3 separate regions of the Homo sapiens genome follow, and regions 2 and 3 are each linked to region 1. Evidence: chromatin contacts called from ENCODE Hi-C or POLR2A ChIA-PET data. All regions are on one chromosome and are shown on one strand. Each heading gives the region's core, a stretch centred on a gene start or an enhancer-like site at or near the end of the contact. The rest is flanking DNA. Distances are from core to core; before and after follow the strand shown.

Evidence for each region. Hi-C counts contacts between places; a loop is a spot of excess contacts on that map. ChIA-PET counts read pairs that join two places held with the same protein, here RNA polymerase II (POLR2A). Pooled maps may share reads with other maps.
Region 2: a map of mammary epithelial cell shows a loop between it and region 1 (6-fold over the local background). The contact joins the promoter of ARHGEF4 here to the enhancer-like site in region 1. A Hi-C loop is called at or near these places in 16 of 168 maps with a recorded cell type or tissue (B cell, CD4-positive, alpha-beta T cell, CD4-positive, alpha-beta memory T cell and 11 more), 23 of 37 single-sample maps with no recorded cell type and 24 of 50 pooled maps. POLR2A ChIA-PET finds 5 or more read pairs at or near these places in 12 of 52 experiments (A549, CD4-positive, alpha-beta T cell, CD4-positive, alpha-beta memory T cell and 8 more).
Region 3: a loop to region 1 is called in a map with no recorded cell type, with 5 times the contacts of the local background. The contact joins the promoter of AMER3 here to the enhancer-like site in region 1. A Hi-C loop is called at or near these places in 1 of 37 single-sample maps with no recorded cell type and 1 of 50 pooled maps.

Annotation. Positions count from the first base shown.
Region 1 is chr2:130,796,186-130,800,601 of GRCh38, forward strand. No RefSeq gene overlaps it. Among named protein-coding and RNA genes, the nearest start is that of ARHGEF4, 39 kb to the right of the region's middle. RefSeq lists silencers at 1,360-1,509, 1,820-2,069. Within about 2 kb of position 1,451, at least 36 of the 41 ENCODE cell types and tissues checked have a DNase peak (open chromatin) inside an H3K27ac peak, as active enhancers do; they include B cell, CD8-positive, alpha-beta T cell, GM12878 and 5 more, where a contact is called at or near this core.
Region 2 is chr2:130,834,722-130,839,822 of GRCh38, forward strand. ARHGEF4 (Rho guanine nucleotide exchange factor 4) reads left to right here and starts at 2,193. Exons shown (of 14, transcript NM_001367493.1): 1 at 2,193-2,271. The coding sequence starts at 2,233. It overlaps ARHGEF4-AS1 (ARHGEF4 antisense RNA 1), which reads right to left and starts at 2,273. Exons shown (of 2, transcript NR_186036.1): 1 at 1,589-2,273.
Region 3 is chr2:130,753,554-130,758,666 of GRCh38, forward strand. AMER3 (APC membrane recruitment protein 3) reads left to right here and starts at 1,987. Exons shown (of 2, transcript NM_152698.3): 1 at 1,987-2,121. LOC124907890 (a long non-coding RNA gene) reads right to left here and starts at 2,329. Exons shown (of 2, transcript XR_007087239.1): 1 at 2,130-2,329. RefSeq lists enhancers at 1,763-2,262, 3,141-3,644.

The DNA of each region.
Region 1 (4,416 bases), core at 201-2,700:
AGGAGGACTGCTAGAAGAGCAGTTCCCCATAGAGATGGCCCATCGATTCCTGCAGCATGTCCTGCTGGAACCTCCGCTGGCTCCCATTCCCTCAGTCTCTGAATTGGTCTACCCTTTCTTCCAAGTCCTTCCCTCCAGGGCCCAGGCCCATCTCTCCATTGTGTAGGCCAGTGGTTCTCACACTTAACAAAAGCACCAGAAGAATATATGACAGAGGCTGTATGCAGTGACTCAACACCATTGCAGTCCCACCCCAGAGCGTGGGGAGAGCCAGGCTGCAGGGTGCAAAGCCCCAGGCCACTTCCTGCTGACTGTGGCTGCCAGACCACTCAAAGCCCTCGGCCTTCCACAGCCTTCTCCTCTGTCACCTCTGCAGGTGTGCTTGCCTCTGTCCCCCTCCCACTCTGCATTCCTGAGCTCTGCAGGGCCCTGTATCCTCTTACAAGGGAGTCATGCATGGGAAATAGACCCTTCCAGCCTCCAGGGCCCTGAGAGCCATGCGTTTTCTTTCTTTCTTTTCTTTTTTTCTTTCTTTTTTTTTTTTTTTTTTTTTTTTTGAGACGGAGTCTCGCTCTGTCACCCAGGCTGGAGTGCAATGGCACTATCTTGGCTCACTGTAAGCTCCGCCTCCCGGGTTCACGCCATTCTCCTGCCTCAGCCTTCCGAGTAGCTGGGACTACAGGCGCCCGCCACCACGCCCGGCTAATTTTTTTGTATTTTTTAGTAGAAACGGGGTTTCACCATGTTAGCCAGGATGGTCTCGATTTCCTGACCTCGTGACCCTCCCGTCTCGGCCTCCCAAAGTGCTGGGATTACAGGCGTGAGCCACTGCACTTGGCCCATTTTCATTGATTAACTGTCTGCTGGGGACCCTGGCTAGACCCGACTCTGGGGGCTTTTTCTTTCTTTTTCCTTTTTCCAGACAGAGTTTTGCTCTTGTCGCCCAGGCTGGAGTGCAGTGGCTCGATCTCGGCTCACTGCAACCTCCGCCTCCCGAGTTCACGCGATTCTCCTGTCTCAGCCTCCGGAGTAGCTGGGATTACAGGCGCACGCCACCACACCCAGCAAATTTTCGTATTTTTAGTAGAGACGGGGTTTCACCATGTTGGCCAGGCTGGTCTCGAACTCCTGACCTCAGGTGATCTGCCTGCCTCAGCCTCCCAAAGTGCTTGGATTACGGGCTTGAGCCACCGCGCGGGGCCTCTTTGGGGGCTTTTCATAAGGGTGTGTAGAATGTCAGTAAGAGGCTGCTTCTTCAGAGCCCTCTTCGTGCTACATAAGCCGGGCAGGGTGGATAGAAGTGGGTCTCTTGCTGCCTGTGGCCCTGAAACCCAGCCACGGGGCGGGGCCTGACTTCTTAGCGCAGTCCCCCTGCCGCGTGGAGGACCCTGCTCTCCGGCCCAGCATAGAGCGACTCCCTCCTGCCAGCAGGGGGCGCGCGGAGCTGTCTCTCCGGAGGCTCCCGGCGGCTCAGTCTCGGAACCCGCAGCCGGGAGCGCAGGGCGGGCCACACAGGGCGCCAGCACCTCCCACGAGCTCCGCGGGCCTCGCATCCGGAAGACGCCCCGGCTGACCGCGCGAATGGCTCGCGCTGCCGCGGACACCCGCCTGCCAGGGACGGGGCCTCTCTCCTGGGCCGTTTCATCTCACCGAGAGCGAGATCCGCTTTCCTAGAGGCTGGGAGGACCAGGCCCGGGCACAGGACTGGCTTCGCACCACTGGCCCCGCAGTCGGGTCCCCGGGGACGCGCCACGGGTCACTGCTGCCTGCTAAAGCGACACAAGGCGCCTTCATTCCTCAGGCCGAGGCGGCCGAACGCCTTGGCTCTGGCCGACAGTGAGCACCCACTGCGAGTCCGCACACACTGCAGCGCCCCCGGGCACGCCCCGCAGTCCGCCCAGCGTCCCCCGGGGCGGGGCACAGCCAGAGGACGGCCCGAGAGCCCTGCTGTCCCCGTCAGCGCCGCAGGAGGGCGCGACTTCCCCGCTGGGCCGAGGCCTTTGCCGGGCCCTCTACTGTACGCCGGTCCTAGGGCTGGGACCGCCGTCCTGGACCGACCTCAGCCCACTGTTCTGCGGAGGCCGCGTGTTGGGCGACAGCAGCCACCCAGCCCGGAAGCAGCCGTTCCGAGCGCAGGGGCGCCAAGAGCCCCGCGCCCCGCCTGTGCGCCGGCCCTGAGACTTGGAACGATGGTGCAGGCAGGAGGGGTCACCGGTAGGGATGCCACTGGAGGGACTGGGCCGTCCACACGGACCAGCTGACACACTAAGTGCTGGGTACACAGCAGGACAATGGCAAGGGCTGCTCAGACTGCGTTTTTAAAATCGCCTCACCACGAAAGACAGAAAGTAGGGAAGGGTACCTTGCTGTGGCCAAGGCCGCCCTCGCTGAGTCAGCTGGCATTCCCACGACTCCACGAGTCCCCAAAGGGCTTGTCAGAGCCCAGCGGCACCCTCGCCCTGGAAGTGCCCTGCGTCCTCCTCAAGAGCCTTATTTGGGACAGAGATCAGATCAACCGCGCCACCACCCTCCCACCCACCTTCCACATGTGATAGGGTCGCAGGAATGGGGAGCCTCGCAGAGGCGCGGCGGCAGCTCTCGCCTGCCAGTGACAGCCCACCTCCCACTTTAAAACAGGACGTTCCGAGTCCTGGTTCCACATGTTCAAAAGGCCGTGGCATGGGGGAGTGGGCCTACACCTGAGCTTTGGCTGCGAAAACACTCATTTCAAGGATAGCTGCTAGGCGCTGCCTTCCCCCATCCCCCTGCTGTTGGCCCCCATCCAAGCATCTCCAGCCTCTGCCAGGCCCTGCCCCCTTCCCCGCCCTCTATGGCCCTGAAGTGGGAGCCGGCTCAGGGCTGCAGGCTGCCTGCTCAGCGCCGGCACTCGCAGGCCCATCCCTGCTGTGAGCAAACAGACCAGTAGCATCCCTGAGACAGAGATGGACACCACTCCTGGGTAGGAGGGCAGGCTATGGACATCCGTTGCTGGAAAAGCTGGGAAGAGGGCTGGCAGTGGAGACGCTTCAGGTGCACCGTGTGGACAGACAAGGTTGCAAGTGATGCTGGTCCTCAAGGTATCAGGTGTGAGTCATCCCAAAAGGACCCTGCCTAAGAGGGTGGCCTGTCAAGAGGAGCCTTCTGGGGGCACAGCAGGGCCAGGAGTTGAGACATAGGAGGTTGCCCAGAAAGTGTGGGATGCAGCTTAGGCAAAGTGCAGAGGGTGAGCCCCATATCTCCCAAAAGAAGACCACAGATGCCCTAGCCTCTCTCCCCCACGCCCTGTCAGGGCCACCATGAGGGATGACCCTCTGTAGCCACAGGGTTGAAACTGCTGAAAATCAAACACAAGTCCTCACCATGTGACTGGCTGAATTACAGCAAAAGCTGAACTCCCAGCCTCCCAGGATGTCTACTATTAAAGTGAGGGTATTGATTGGGAGAGGATGACAACCTGTAAATTGGGATGGGGGTGTATGGGAATATCCTGATGAAACTGGGAGACATTGAGCTCCTAAATTCTGATGAATTCTCTTTGCCCACGGGAGTTGTCTTCCCATCCACAGCAAAACTAGCCTCCCCATCCCCAGGGGAAGCAGCCTTCACACCCTTCGTGGTGTTGGCCTTGGCCTGAGGAGATTAACCCTGCATTGCTGGAGGAAATGATAAAGACCTCCCCTGAGGCAGTTGTCATGCAAGACAATGCTGAGTTTCCTTAGGACCCACCTGTCTTTACTAGACCTATAACTAGACTCAAGGCCCAGCAGGCCCCCAAAGGTGAGGACATAGCAGGACCCAGGAGGAGGTGTGCCACAATCCAAAAGAACTACTTGAGTTTTCTAATTCATACAGGCAGAAATCCAGTAAATGTGTGGAAATGGATCTTAAGGATCCATTAAACATGCAGGATAATGGTGGAAAGACCATAAAGTCGGATCAGGCCAAATGTATTGATGTGGGCCCACTAAGCAGAGATTCTGCACTGAATGCTGCAGCCCTGGGCGTGTAAAAAAGACCTAATAGTTTAGTTGGTTAGGGGAAACAGATTAAAAGGCGGCCTACAATGAGCAAGTTGGAGGTGCCAGATATCCCTTGTTTTAATGTAGAGGAAGGGAATTGAAGAGATTGGAATTAGAGTAGATTTGCCATTTTAGACATACTTACCCACACTAGTCCAGACACACCTTTCACCAATATTGTAAGAAATGGGTTTGTGAGGGGAGCCCCAGCATCCTTCAAGAGCTGTTTCATTGCTTTTCTCTCTGGGCAGACCTTACAGTGGGAACCACAGTCACTCAATTGGAAAATTAAATGCAATGACAGCAACTGATCTCAGGGTGGGAGGAGCCAAGAGGGGAACTCAACCACCTAAGACAAGGTGGGTGTGACTACCATAATGGACAGAAGAGACAAAGT
Region 2 (5,101 bases), core at 943-3,442, 39 kb after region 1:
GAACCTGTTTAATTGCCATATGTGACAGACAGGAAGTCGGGGTCATATTTAAACATGGGACGCTCCACTGACTAGAAACTCTATTGTACAAATCCTTCAGCGACTCAAACAGGCCTGCCTTTCTTATTTTTAATAACGGCAAAAGAGAGAGCACACCACAGTGCAGTCAAGTCCTCCTAAAACCATGTTCACCAGAAGGAAAAGACAGACATAAACTACCTTTGATTTATTTCCCCTCGAGCATTGGATGTCACTTCTCTAGGGAGGCTGCGCTGTGGCAGGGATCTGGGCGTGCGGGGACACAGCAGGTGCCTGATGAATGGAGCCATCATGACGGTTATGCTCCAACCTGGGGTCTGATCCTCTGCTAGACGGCGAGCCTGGCCCAGGCCCCATAGCCTGAACCAGGGGTTCTCTAAGTGTGGTCCCAGGGCCAGCAGCTTCAGGGTCACTTGGAAACATGTTAAAATGCAAATTCCCAGGCCCCACCCCAGATCCTGTGAGAGGGGGGCAGCGGTGAGGGGCAGCAGCCTAAGCTCTATGGTGTCCTCCACGTGGTTCTGACTCAGGTCTGAGAACCCAGGTCCAGGGCTGTCCACTGGTCAGAGGAGTCCAGACAACAATGGAACCTGTGGCCAGGGGTTGTGTATTTTCACTGGACCTCCCCCCTCGCCAGGGGATTAGCACTTTAAGCCTTCAGAGAAGAGCGAATTAACTTTTGCTAAGCACCTGTGAGGTTTAATTTCTCACGTACTCTCCATGGCAACCCCACCAGGCGGTCATTCCTCTCGAATGTTAAAGATACGTGTTTAGAGCAGATGATCATGATTACACAACTGGTGTGCAGCACAGCCAGGTGCCCAGATCCGAATCCCACACCCTCCTCCCACCACCATGGGCCTCAGGGACATGCTTCTAGCACAGTCATGGACCCTGAGTGACATAAAGGCTGTGACAGGGGACGCAGGATCTTCAGATGGCCCCACAGTGCCTCCTCTGAGTATCTATCTCCCAAGCTTCTCGCCTGGCCTGGTTGCTGTGAGGGCCTGGGGAGAGGCAGAGACAGGTTGGGTGTACGGAAAATGCACACTCTGCCAGGCACCCCTGACACGCACTGCTGACCAGGCATAGCGTTCAGTGGGGCTAGGACTTGGACGAGGGTGCAGGCTTGAGCAGGGGTGCAAAAAGCCAGTCTGGGCAGATGCTCTCCCTCTGTGGGGCGCCGATCTCAGAAATGGTGGACAGAGCAGGGCTGCAGTATGGTGCACATGGGCCTTGGGGTCTTAGCTTTCGTGGGCCTCTTCCTGCATAAAATAAAATAGTTAAAATTAGAGTTTACAACTGCATTCATATAAAGATGAATATACTCCAGGCTAGATTCATTATTATTTTATTATACTCAGTTTTTTTCTTCTGATTTAAAATAGTGCGGTCCTAGGGCTGGTTAGAGTGTTTCCTGGCAGGCCCTGTCTCCTTAAACCCCTGCAAAGAAAGCAGCGAGGACTTCCCTTTGCCCCTTAGCAGAAAGCTGCGCTCCTTAATGGTTACGGGTGTGACCATTCACTTACATCCTATCTGCAGGACATACCTGGAAAGGTAAGTGGGAGGCAAGAGGGAGCTGGAGGCCAAGACTTCGGTCCCAGATATCCTAGTCCACATTTGTCCCCACCAGGTGTGTGAGTGCCGGCGCGCTGCACAGCCTCCCTGGGCCTCCGTTTCCTCAACTGGTAAACAAGAACGCTGGGCGGACTGAACTCTGAAAGTTCTGGGAGCTTGACAATCAGAACTCTCAGCAGAGAGGCCGCCCCTGCTCTCAGGAGGGCGGAGGCACCTGAGTCTCCAGTGCGGAGGACAGGCCGAAGCGCTGCGTTGGAGATGTGCAAATGCGCAAGAAGCGTGCTGCTTTCTCTCTGAGAAAACACTCCTAGGCTTCAAGGGGGCCCAAGAGCTCGACTGGGCGGGATGATCCCGGCGGCCCCTGGGCCGGGTCTGTGGACGGCTCTGCTGTGTGCCTGTGCGTGCCCAGTCCCGCGGGTGACCAAAGCCCAGGGGCGGGCAGGGCAGGAGCCTGGACCTCACGTGCCTCCAGTGGCCAGGTTTGCGGGGGCGGAGCGTCCGGGCGAGGGCGCGGGGGCGGACCCTAGGGCGGGGCGCGGGGTGGCGTCGGTGGAGCCGGCTCGGCGGCGCGGCTCGTAGTGCTGCGGCCGGGCTCCGGGCGTCCCGGCGGCCACCATGCTCAGCGTCGTGCACTTCCTCCGGAGCTTCTTCAAGGTGAGAGCCGGCGTCCGGGACTTGCGGTCGGGCTCCCGGCGCCCTGCGCGGGTGGGGAGGAGCACAGCCCGCGCTGGCTGCTGCGCCCCGGGCCGTCCCCTGGGCACCCGGTGGGTGGGGACACCCTCGTGGCTCCCCGCCGCTCCCAACTTTCCGACGTGCAGACCGGAGGCGGCGTCCTGCAAAGTGGGGCCGTCTCGAGCGCGGGGAAGGACGGGGCTCCGTTGGGGGCGGTAGGGACGGCGGCCCGGGGCGAGCCCCTGAGAGGGCAAGGGCGAGCGCCTGAGCCGGCCTCCCCGCACCTGGACCGTCCTGGGCGCGCGGGGCACTCGGAGCCGCTGCCTGGACCGGCCTGGGCGCGCAGGGCACTCGGAGCCTCTGCCGCTTGGCGCAGTACCAGCTGTTTTGGGAAGGAGGGCTGGTGCCGGCCCGGTGGGTACGGGAGAAGTGGTTGCTGTTGTTATTCCCCAGGCTGAGAGTACGCGAGGGCGCAGCAGCGGCAAGGGGCTGGAACTGGGGTCGGGGCTGTTGGGCTCCTGCTCGGGGTGCCCCCTCTCTGGCCCGATTTCCGGGCCCGCTCACCATCCGGGACCCACTCAGTTGGGACGCCTCCACCTCGCTGCCCCCACAGGAACCCCAAGATGGGCCGGGGGCTCCGGGGCACTGTCAGGGGTGGCCGGCCACAGGTTGCCAAGCCCGACCTCCCCAGGTGAGCCAGCGGGAGGGCGGTTGCGACGCTGGGTGGTGCTGAGCTCCGATGGGCTCCTACTCCGGGAGCAACTGCATGAAAGGAGAGGCGGGGAAGAGCCACCAGCTGTCAGCTGCAGGTCCAGGGGGAGGCAGACCTGTGTGGGGCTGTCGGGGCGGGAGGGCGGGAGGGCGCCCTACTTGGCTGTGCAGCCATCTTCTCCCGGAGTTGAAGACGGGAGGTTGAGGTCGGAGTTCTGTGGCCCTGAGAGCTCTAGTGAAAGGGGCAGGAAGCCAGGTGACCCAGGGCAGACCTGCAGGAGCCCTGCCCTCAGCCTATCCGCTGGCCTGGCATCAGCTCCCACCCCCAGCGATAACGAAGTGATCGCTGGCATCAAGAGTGGAGAGGGCCGGACAGCCGGGAAGGCAGCCTTTCAGGAACCTGTGCTGGTGAGTGTAGGAGATGGCTTGGAAGAGCTCAGACCCCCTTCAAATGCCGACTCTGTCATTGAGGAGGTGTACAATCTTGGGACAATCACATAACCACCTGGGTCTTTGTTTTGAAAAATGTGGGTGATGTTTCCATGCCCTCCACACCTTTCAGGGTTAGTGTGAAGGTCTTATTAGAAAATGTGAGTGTGGCCCGGCGCGGTGGCTCATGCCTGTAATCTCAGCACTTTGGGAGGCCGAGTGGGGGGGGCGGATCGCCTGAGGTCACGAGTTCGAGACCAGCCTGGCCAACATGTCAAAACCCCGTCTCTACTAAAAATACAAAAATCAGCCGGGCGCGGTAGTGGGCGCCTGTAATCCCAGCTACTTGGGAGTCTGAGGCAGGAGAATTGCTTGAACCCGGGAGACAGAGGTTGCAGTGAGCCAAGATAGCACCACTGCACTCCAGCATGGGTGATAGAGCGAGACTCCGTCTCAAAAAAAAGAAAAAGAAAAGAAGGAAGGAAGGAAGGAAAGGAAGGAAGGAAGGAGGGAGGGAAGGAAGGAAAGAAACGTGAGTGTGTTTATGAAGTGGTGAGCCCTGGACCTTGGTTCTGCTGCACCCACAGCAAGGGTGGCAAGGAGTTGCCCAGGTGAGGGGAAGATGGCCGGACAGAATCCAAGATGCCTGGGCAGAATCTGAGTCACCCAGCTGGCCCCAGAAGCTCCAGGAGCAGGTGGAGTGTGGCTGGAGGAGAGACCACTGGACATCTCTGGGCAGCCACCTTGCCTGCTGCTGCCTGGGAGGCTCCTGGGATTTGGCCTTTGTGAAAGTATTCCTGACACACACGGTCCTCCAGTTCCCCATCTATTCAGAGAGGCCTTTCCATACTTTCTGCCTCAGGTCCCTGTAGGTCCTGAGACACCTGAGGCCTCCCCATGCACACCACAGGAAGCATCACCTGTGCCCCTCAGAGGGTCTCCTTTCTGCTGTCCACATGGGAGGGGCTCTGACTGCCACAGCAGTCCACTTCTGGCTGTGTGAGTGTGTCTTGCCGAGCCACCGACAACGTAGTTCATACTTGTTCCTCTCAGACACTGGTCGTAAGGAATACCCCGTGAGGACACAGGTTGTGGGGTGGGCAGAGGAGCTACGTGCTTCAGTCACCGCCTGGTGCCTCCTGGTGTCCCCAGGGATTGGTCCTATGAGGTACCCCTGATGATGGGTGCTGGACTGGGCCAGAAAAGGCCACTTCATTCTGGGAACCTCAGATTGTCTGGGTCTCCCAGTCAGACTCTGTTAGCCAAGATGCAGCTAGTCTCCACCAAGCCCAGGAGGAGGACCCCAAGGCCCCAGGTGTGCCTTCTGGTGGCACTTGGTACAGACTCTGTACAGCACACAGATCTGCTTGGGCACGTTGGGCACCGTGGGATCCATGGGGCATGACAGTCGTGTGGCAGAGTCCCTCCCCGTGCAGGCAGACCAGTCGGAGAGCCTGCACCTGCCAGGGGCCCACACAGGTGCGCCGCCTTGGGGGTCACCCAGCAAATGAGTCAGAGGAGCAGCACACCCAAAAGGAAAATATGTTGTCTCAAAAATCCAGAGGCCCTCCCAGCATCGTGTGTGGGCCAAGCATGACTTTTGATTTCGAGGGTGTATTTCAAAATGTTCCAGACAGCTGGACCCCCTGCTGCCTGCCTGGAGCCGTCACTG
Region 3 (5,113 bases), core at 737-3,236, 42 kb before region 1:
CGGGCGTGGTGGCTCACGCCTGTAATCCCAGCACTTTGGGAGGCGAGGAGGGCAGATCACCTGAGATTGGGAGTTTGAGGCCAGCCTGACCAACATGGAGAAACCCTGTCTTTACTAAAAATACAAAATTAGCCAGGCGTGGTGCTGCATGCCTGTAATCCCAGCTACTCAGGAGGCTGAGGCAGGAGAATCACTTGAACCCGGGAGGTGGAGGTTGCAGTGAGCCAAGATCACACCATTGAACTCCAGCCTGGGCAAGAAGAGTGAAACTCCATCTCAAAAAATAAGATAAAAATTTTTTTAAGAAAAAGAAACCAACTGTTCACTGTTTGGAAATATGAAATAAAAAAGTTTTTAAATATTGAAAATTTTAAAAGAAAAAGAAACAGCTCAAAGCAGTAGGTCTGATGGTACCCCACAAATGCAGCTGACGTGACTGGCACAGTGGATGGCCGACTCATTTGTGCCCACAGTCAACTCTTTGGCCTGCCAAGAAAGCAAGGGGTGGTGTGGCCAGAAGGTCTGAGACCCTGGGGACAACCAAGTGACCAGAAAGCTAGTTCCAGGAAAGAAAAGGTTTACAGCCACTGCTCAAAAACACAGATGAGAAATCTAAGTCAGTGTTTTGTGTGTGTTTTTTTGTTTGTTTTTTTTTTTTTTTTGAGACAGAGTCTCGCTCTGTCACCCAGGCTGGAGTGCAGTGGCACAATCTCGGCTCACTGCAAGCTCCACCTCCTGGGTTCACGCCATTCTCCTGCCTCAGCCTCCTGAGTAGCTGGGACTACAGGCGCCCACCACCATGCCTGGCTAATTTTTTTTGTACTTTTAGTAGAGAGGGGGTTTTGCCATGTTAGCCAGGATGGTCTTGATCTCCTGACCTTGTGATCCGCCCGTCTGGACCTCCCAAAGTGCTGGGATTACAGGCGTGTAAGTCAGTGTATTGTAAAAATAAAATGTAAGTTCACATTAGAATAATATTTAAGAAAAATCATTCAGTGGTATCTGAACTGGGTAGCCTAGTGTAAAAGATTTTTCCAGGAGTCCCTGGGGAAGACCTGATCCCACATCTTGGGGAAATAAAAAATTTGAAATATATATTTTCATGTTACCCAAAAGTTAGGGGTGTTTGAAAACTGTCTGAAATGACAAAGTAGAAGGGTTGGAACAGTTTGCAGTGGCCGAACGATGACCATGTGAGCATCGAAAATGAGCAATTGTCACTCACTGGAAGAAGCTGAATCTGTAATTATCCTCACAATTACATGATTTTATAAGACACATTAAAAAATCCTTAAATGCAAAAGCGGGGAGAGCCTAATAAGGAAGGCTAATGCTTACTAATTTTAACAAGAGGAGGACTGTGGGGTCTGCGGGAGTCCTACCCCTGACTTGGGGTGTATGTGGCAACGAGGCAGAAACTGCCTTCTGTCCTACCTAAGAGAAAGACAGGGAACTCCCACAGCCAGGATCTGCCAAAAAAGGTCAAGACTACCAGCAACATGGGCGAGGGGGCCTCTGGGGTCACGTTGAGTTAGTCGCTGCATAGAAAGAGGGCTCAAATCTAAAAAATGCAAGAGGGTAGGTCACCCAAGGGTGGGGAAGGTCTTGGCTGGAGGATGAAGGGGCCTCTTGTCTCTGGGGCGAGGCGATGTCAAGGGGAATGACAAACCAAACCAGTCCAAAGCAAGGGGACTCTGTGTCCTGGGTTCTCAGACAAGGTGACCGGGAGGGAGCCCACCAAGCTCAGGGAAAGGCCTGGCCTCCGTCATCCACCTGAGCTCTGCCTTCCCTTCAGCCTTAGCCTCAGCGTGGACCCGGGACTCCTGCATCCTCCCGTCCTGCCCCGCCTGGGCACACCACGGCCGAGAGCCTCCTGTTGGCATCAGCCTCTCCCCAGCACCGACTGTGCGCTCCCGCTCCCCCCTCCTCCCCACAACCCCGCCCCACACTACTGGCACTGCTGCCTGAGCCTTCCTGGAGTTACTTAATCCACCCCAGCCCCAGGCACTGAACCACGCGTGCAGACCCCTCGTCCTCAGTTCTGCGGAGACAGAGTCCCCACAGCATTTCTGCTCCTCCCTCAAGACTGCGGCAGAGCACAGCACCAGTAGACCCCACACAGTGAGTACCTGTAGGGCAAGTGCCTCTTTCGTTCTCTTAATAATAGAGTCAGGTCCCTTCTCCAAGGGAAGACCCTGCCTTGCAGCCCCAGCCTGGCCTGCCCCTTCTTGCAGGCCCGCTCCGAACCCTGGGTAAGACTCGTGACGAGGCTCCGGGTGGCCGAGCCCTTCCGAGAGTGCTGCGGTCGGCAGGGCTGGGCTGGCTCTCTGGGCTGAGGGGGAGGGGCTCCCACACCTGTGCGCTCCCGGAAGAGGGGACAGCGGCGGGGGCGCCGTGCGCACGGGGGCGAGGGGAGACGACTGCACCTGAGGGAGGCGCAGCCGCAACCGGGTGGGAGGCAGAGACACCCAGAAACAGAGACGGGGCGATACGAACAGACAAAGCCGGCTCGAGCGCGGCCCGAGCGGCGGCGCAGGGAGGCGGCAGCCTGGCGGAGCAGCCCCCACCGCGGCCGGCGCGCCCCCTCGCCACCCCTGCGCGCCAGCGCCGGCCCGCCCCTCCCGCTGGCCTCTGGCGGCTTAACCCTCGCCTGCCCGACCCCGCGGGGCCCCTGGAGCCGCGGTGGGTGGGTGCGGGCGCCGGGCCTCCCCCTCCCGGCCGCGGCGCGCGGCGCCGGGAGCTGACCGTGGTGCTGAGCGCGGCTCGCGCTCCGACGCGGTGCCCGAGCCTGTCGCGGCCGCGCCCTGCTGCACTGCGGGCCCCCAGCGGTAAGTCGCCAAGGCCCCGAGAGGCTGCGTTGGTCCTGCCCCGCGGATGTGGACCCCCGGGGAGGGCAAGGATTGGGGAATTTGGTGCATTCTCTGGCGCGATGGACGGGCTGAGGGCAGGAAGCAGGGTCGACACCCTCCACCCAGCGGTTCCCGGCGCAGTCAGGGGCCTGGGAGCGGTGACCCTTTTAGGTCTGGGCTAGGGAAGCGGAGAAACCCTCCGCCGGCGGATGCAGGAGCTGAGGGAGAGCCAATATCGCTGTGAGGCCCATCTCCTTGCCCCTGGGCAGGCCAGGACCGCCCAGAGGCGCCCTCCAAGGAGGTGGGCCAGGACCTTCCCTCCCCAGAGGGCCCTTTGTCTCCCCAGTGTGGGGGTTGGGTGGCTTGGTGGTGCTCTCACCGCAGATTCTATTTCTGTTTTATTCCCCATTCCCACCCCCACCCCAGAGCACGGTCGCTTTCCCTCCGCACAGTGGCCCTCACTCCAGCCCTCCCATGACAAGGCAGCCTACTACTGAGAACGCTATTGCCCCATAGCTCTACCGCCAGCCCAGTTTCCAGAGGTCCCTGGGCCTGCGCTTTTTTATCACCATACACTCCTTTGTATCACACTGCTGTGACTTTCCTGCATACCGGGGAAGGCATAGAAAATACCAAAACTATTAGCCAAACGTTTTTTTGTCTCAAGGCGTTTCTGTGGCATGTGTATTCCTCCAGGGTTTTTATTTTGCTCCATGAAATCAAACACCGGGACACTTTCAGGTTAAGAAAGGAAAAAAAAAGCCACGGAATTACCTTCTCAAAGGAAAAAGAAAAAGCTGGGCAGCTAAGCCTGAGTTGGTCATGTAGAAAAGCAACCAGTAGAATAACTTCATTTGCCCAATTTGCAATAAATCCATGTCTGTGTGTGCCGTGTAAAACACTGTGATGGGAGGTGCACAGACAGAGGAGTCTCTGCCACCACCTTCTCTCCCCTAAACCCTGCTTGGGCTCCTAACTCGCCTCTGTGTCTCCGCTGTCCATTTTCACCTGCATCTTTGAAAGTGAGAATTGGCCCGTCACTTGCCCTGGAAGGTTGGCTCCCTGTGGCTTGCAGATAAAAGCACGGCCCTCGCTGAGACCTCAGGCCGGGTGTGGTGTGTACAGCCCATCTCCAGGCCTCATCCCTCTGGCTTGCTGCTCTGGTCACTTGAGCTGCTTTCAGATCCTTAAATATTCTACTTCTCTTGCTCCTCGGGGCCTTTCTGAAGGGTGTTCTCTCTGCCTGGAATATGTGTCCAATGTCTTTTGCCTGGCTGTCCTCTTCTGTCTTTTAAGTTTGGTTTAAATATCACATCCCTGTAACAGAATTAATTAAGTAAATACATTGTGTGGTCCCTGTTCCCATGGAACTTGCAAGTTCGTCTTAGAGATGAAAGACTCAGCCCAGGGTCCTGGTGTCAATGCTGTCTTAAAAAATGATGCACATAGGCCGGGAGCGGTGGCTTACGCCTGTAATCCTGGTACTTTGGGAGGCCTAGGTGGGAGGATCACAAGGTCAAGAGATCAAGACCATCCTGGCTAACACGGTGAAACCCCGTCTCTACTAAAAGTACAAAAAAAATTAGCCGGGCATGGTGGCGGGTGCCTGTAGTCCCAGCTACTCAGGAGGCTGAGGCAGGAGAATGGTGTGAACCCGCGAGGTGGAGCTTGCAGTGAGCCAAGATCACGCCACTGCACTCCAGCCTGGGCGACAGAGCGAGATTCCATCAAAAAAACAAAACAAAACAAAAAACCCACCATCCTGGCCAACATGATGAAACCCCATCTCTACTAAAATTAAGAAAAAAAAAATTAACTGGGCGTGGTGGTGCGTGCCTGTAGTCCCAGCTATTCAGGAGGCTGAAGCAGGGGAATCGCTTGAACCCAGGAGACGGAGGTTGCAGTGAGCCTTGATCACACCACTGCACTCAAGCCTGGGCAACAGAGGGAGAAAAGAAAGAAGGAAAGAAGGAAAGAGAGAGAGAGAGAAAGGAAAGGAAGGAAGGAAGGAAGGAGAAAGAAAGAAGGAGGGAGGGAAGGAAGGAAAGAAGGAAGGAAGGAAGGAGAGAAGAAAATGATCCACATAAACTGTATCACAGAATTAAAATCTCAGACTCTGCATCCTGTTTAGGGAACTTAGGTGTAAACATTTGACTAAGATATCTCAAATATAAAATAGTTCATTTAACTAAGTAATAGCTCACCGCCTACTATAGTTGGAGTCCTGGACCTTAAAGAATTTTCAATCTCGTTGGGGAGTGCAA